2 separate regions of the Homo sapiens genome follow, and region 2 is linked to region 1. Evidence: read pairs that join two places in POLR2A ChIA-PET (ENCODE). Cell type or tissue: GM12878. All regions are shown on one strand. Region 1 overlaps TEAD3 (TEA domain transcription factor 3). Region 2 overlaps SCUBE3-AS1 (SCUBE3 antisense RNA 1).

The links. ChIA-PET counts read pairs that join two places held together with the same protein. Peaks named below come from ENCODE experiments on the same cell type or tissue, not always from the same donor. Only the 100,000 strongest peaks of a DNase experiment are listed, where the experiment ranks them.
Region 2: POLR2A ChIA-PET joins it to region 1 with 12 read pairs; 8 of 35 experiments call an interaction of 5 or more read pairs at or near these places.

The regions. Positions count from the first base shown.
Region 1 is chr6:35,493,475-35,495,974 of GRCh38, reverse strand. The region is part of intron 1 of TEAD3 (TEA domain transcription factor 3); the gene reads left to right. Among named protein-coding and RNA genes, the nearest start is that of TEAD3, 2.4 kb to the left of the region's middle. RefSeq lists an enhancer at 1-652. In GM12878, no CTCF peak of the experiment used is centred here; no DNase peak of the experiment used is centred here; H3K27me3 peaks cover 167 bases.
Region 2 is chr6:35,253,672-35,256,171 of GRCh38, reverse strand. The region is part of intron 1 of SCUBE3-AS1 (SCUBE3 antisense RNA 1); the gene reads left to right. Among named protein-coding and RNA genes, the nearest start is that of SCUBE3-AS1, 4.5 kb to the left of the region's middle. In GM12878, no CTCF peak of the experiment used is centred here; no DNase peak of the experiment used is centred here.

The DNA of each region.
Region 1 (2,500 bases):
CTGAGAGATTCTTTCAGTGCGAGGGGGAAGGAGGCCTTGGGGCGGACTTCTCAGGGGCTGTCTTCTTCTGTGTCTTCCCTCTTTCCAGGTAGGGGCAGAACCAGGTCAGGCCTGGACTTGTTGTCCGGAAGAACAGGGCATAGGGGTAGGGGCTGGACACAGCTCAGAGGGGCTGGTGCCCATAGCGGCTCTGCGTATCCAGTCTCTTGTGGCCTGGTTCTCTGTACACATGTTCCACCCCAGTGCTGGGGCCACCTGGGGCAAGGAGGGGAGGCTTTCCTCAAAAGTTGGAGATTTGGGGGAATTATGTCCTCTCCCTTCTAGACTCCTGTAGCCCCCCTCCCACCAAGACCCCTCTCGTAGGGGCACTCCCTAAAGGATGTGGTTCTGTGGTCTTCTGGGTCCCTGCTCACCCAGTGGGCAGAGTGCACAGATCTTCCAGGACAAGGCTGTCCAGTAAGGGTAACTTCAGGGGCCCTGGATGCCCCCTCCTCAGGGAGAGGGTAGGAGCCAGTATGAGTCCCAAGCTCTTGGGCCTTCCCCTACCCCCCCAGGGAGGGAACGTCATTAATGCTAATGAGCGCATCTGGGCTGGGGAATGGCTTGTTAGAGTGGTCAGTGGTTGCCAGGACAGAGCAGCACATTAAGTGTACAGAAGCATCACATGGGTCCTGAGCCCTGCTCCCATCCTCACCCAAAGGTTTGTAGACCCTGGCACTTTCTGCCAACTGAAGGAATGTTAAAACCGGGAGGATTTGATATTCTCAACAATATCAAAGGAGAAGATATCTCAACAGAGGTGGTCAAGAAATAGGGATCTGGTCCCCTCCGGACCTTTAACCAGTTGCGCCATCTTGGCAGGCCCCTTTGGGCCTCAGTTTCCCTGCTTGGAATGAATGACTTCTCAAGTCCCTTTTCTCTGAGCTCCTCCCAGAGTCTGTCTCCCAGTTTGCCTTCCTTCTCCCATGATGGAACCTGAACTTGGTGGGGTCTGGAGAGGCGGGTGGGTGATCCAGTGGCCCAAAGAAGAAGGCAAGGACAAACCAAGGGGTGACTGAGGAGTAGCTCAGCCAGATGAACAGGGCTGAAAAGGTGGCGGGGGGCAGGTGTCAAGGGACAGGGGGGCTTGGTGGATTGGGGGATCTTGCCTCTGAAGTGGTCATGGGTTCTGTTAGGGCTGAATGGCACAAAGGGTGCTCAGAGGCCGCTTGGGTGGCTCTACCCTCTGCCCCACTCCCAGACACCTGTGGGGGTCCCAGGGCTCAGTGTGGAAATCGCTGGTCCTGCCCTCCTCCTCCTCCCCGCCCAGGATGGGGAGAGGAGCCCAGGGGTCTAAACGCTGCAGCTTTCTGTGAAGGGGCTAGGAGGTCGCAGCCTCTTCTTCCCACATGGGGGCTGCAGAAGCTGTGGGGTCCCAGGGGTGGCCCTGAGGATCTGCCTCTGGGTAGAGCTGGGGAGGTCAGCAGGTCACACTCGGCACTGTCCCTGGGGCCTTGCCCTGCCTTCCCTCCCCTCCCCTCCTGGTGTTGTGCCAGCCCTGGGCTGTCTGCAGAAGGGGCCACTTCCCTCCAGGGAGAACCCTGCCAGGGAAAGGGCTCTGCCTGTCTTCCCCGACCCACAGGAGGTTGAGGTTAGGGCCAGAGAGGTTCATCCCCCTGCACATCCCTAAAGCCTCAGCCCTTGGGGTTTCCTAGAGTGCCGATTGTTTCCTGTGCTCCCTGCCAGGCCTGAAAGGGCAGGAAGTGTTAGAGGGAAATGAGAATGCAACTGTGTGTGACGCTGGATGTGTGTGAGAGAAGCCATGAGTGGGACATTCTATGTGGGTGAGACTTGTCTTCTGTGGGGCTGGATGTGTGTGGAAGAGAACCTTGGTCAGAGCAACTTGTGCAGGGCTGGGTGTATGCAGGAGAGAAACTGTGGCTTTGTGACATTCGTGTGTGTGACAGATATACACGTCCATAAGAGAAACTGGGTGACTCTTCATGTGTCCAGGTGTGCCGCCACCTCTGTACCTGAGAACCTGCATGGGGGATGTTCTGTGTGTGCCAGGGCATCACCCAGGATGTGCCGATGAAGGAAGCTGGCTGCCTAGCCATCTGTGTGTACCTGGAGATGACACTGGGTGTGGCTCTGATGCTCAAGTGACCTGCGTGTGAAGGACACCGCACTCGCACGATGCTGTGTGTATGTGAGCGCGCGGGCGCGTGTGCGTGAGAAGCCGGATGAGTGGCGATCTGTGTGATGTGTTACGCTGTGGTGTGACCACTTGTGACCTGCATGTTGTGACGCAGCATGTGAGATGGCCTCAGGTTTGTCTGTGTGTGACTTACATGTGACACTACATGCGAGTAAAACAACATGACCAGCTCTGTGTCAGTATGATGTGTGTACCAGCAAGGTGGGCCCCATCCGACATGTGCCAAGCATGAATATGGTATGCGGTGTGTGGGTGACACTGAGCACCAGAAAGCGACACCGTATGTGAGAGAAACCGTGGGGC
Region 2 (2,500 bases), 240 kb after region 1:
TGTGACCTTTACACTCAGAGACACTTTGTTAATCAGATATTGATTTCCATACTTCTTTGCCTACACAATATTTTTTGGTAAAATTCTTTAATTATTACATGTCTTCAAGAACTTTTTGTTAAACTGAAATGCAGATTCAGCTCATTCACTGTATAGAAAACAACTGCCATTTGTGGAATTGGCAAAGCCAGTTTTCATTTCAAACCAATCAGCCAAATCAGACCTACTTTCTGTTAGAAACATGTCTGACTTTATTCTTCCATTCAAATAAATATGTTAACATTCATTTTGAGGAATATTATAAAAATTATTAGGAAATAAATGATTAACTATAGCTTATAAAATGGACCACTGATAAACCAGTCAAGATTAAAATTATTTAGACCTACTATTAACATAATAAATGGTAAAAATAAGATAGTACTGTTTTTCATTATATAATTAGGAATAATGCTGTATAATGTATAGTTAAATCCATCAGTTTTGAGAAGTCATATAGAAGGCATATATTCCCTTGGTAAATGTGTGTGCCTGCTTTCATCAAACTCTTGTTGTTCAGCTTTTGGGAACAATTAAATGAGAATCATGTCTAAAAATCAGAAATAACTAATAATCTTGTTACACAAATTTTTTTCTTCTGTATTTTTTAGAAAGGAAAGCTGTATTTGCTAAGAAATAATGAATTGAGCAGCTAGCAATTTCACTTTTTACTAGGAGGTAGAAAATAATAAACATTTTATATAAGATAAAATAGGAAGACTGATTGCAATGGGAATATTTTGATATGAAGTGGAAAATAATTGCTCCCTCCAAGCTCCTCAGGTTTTTACACCCTGGACCATGCATCAAGATTCAGTGTAGGGGAGAGACATTCCTTTCTTTTGTAAAGTAGGACAAGGACTATGGTGAAAGTGGGGGCAGTGGTAGAGTGGAGAATGTGCATGAATATGTCAGCTGGCTCCCAAATGGATTGGTTTTTAGAATTTTTTTTTTTTTTTTTTTTTGAGACGGAGCCTCGCTCTGTCACCCAGGCTGGAGTGCAATGGCATGATCTCAGCTCACTGTAACCTCTGCCTCCCGGGTTCAAGCGATTCTCCTGCCTCAGCCTCCTGAGTAGCTGGGATTATAGGCGCGTGCCACCACGCCCGGCTAATTTTTGTATTTTTAGTAGAGATGGGGTTTCACCTTGTTGGTCATGCTGGTCTCAAACTCCTGACCTTGTGATCTGCCTGTCTTGGCCTCCCAAAGTGCGGGGATTACAAGCATGAGCCACTGTGCCTGGCCGTTTTTTTTGTTTTTGTTTTTGTTTTTTGAGATGAAGTTTTGCTCCTGTTGCCCAGGCTGGAGTGCAGTGGCACGACCTCGGCTCACTGCCACCTCCGCCTCCTGGGTTCAAGCGATTCTCATGCCTCAGCCTGCCAAGTAGCTGGGATTACAGGTGCCTGCCACCACGCCCGGCTGTTTGTTTTTTTTTTTTTCTGAGATGGAGTCTTGCTCTGTTACCCAGGCTGGAGTGCAGTGGCCCAATTCAGCTCCCTGCAACCTCCCCTTCCTGGGTTCAAGAGATTCTCCTGCCTCAGCCTCCCAGGTAGCTATAATTACAGGTGTGCACTGCCACACCCGGTTAATTTTTGTATTTTTAGTAGAAATGGGGTTTCACTATGTTGGCCAGGCTGGTCTCAAACTCTTACCTCAGGCGATCCGCCCGCTACAGCCTCCCAAAGTGCTGGGATTACAGGTGTGAGCCAGTGCACCCGGCCTGGTTTTAGAAAATATTTTATAGGGAAGTTGAGGATCTGGAAATTTATTCCTTTAAAACTCTCCTCAGACTGATTTGAGGCTATTTCCTGGGTATTCCTTGCAGTCTTACGTACCCTAGGAAAAATCTTCATTTACCCCACTTGGAAGACTTCTTAATATAGGCATATCCAAACTCCAATGTCCCTGACTATCCATTATTTTGAGACACCAAAGCAAATGTCCTACGAAGTAAGGAGGAAGACGTGTTGTTCTTAGAATAGAAGTGAGTTATGAGAGAAGTCAAAGAGGATGGCTCCAAGTTGGTATAGTGTGAAGGTCATGGATATGGTCCTTGGCTTTGCAGTTCTAGAAGTGTGATTTTGGGTCAGTCCACACAAAGGTGTTCATGTTTTGTCACATTAAATCAAACTCATAGGAAGTTAATGTACATAATAGAATGCCAGTGCATTCTTTTATACTTACAGCCACCAAGTGAACTGGATTATCGCTCCTGTTGGGTAAATCTTATCTGGGAAGATCAATTATAATCAGAAAGTTACATGAGGAGTGTGGATCTTGAGCATGGCTATTGTCAATAAGCTGATGAGCAGGTGCTCACTACCTGGCATATAATAGGATCTCAGTAATTATGGAATGAATGTACTTCATCTGTATCTTCATTATAGATGCTAAAGGGTAAGTTTAAGATTCTGATAGGCCACCCCACATGTTTTTTGATCAGGTAGATTTTTCCTTGTTG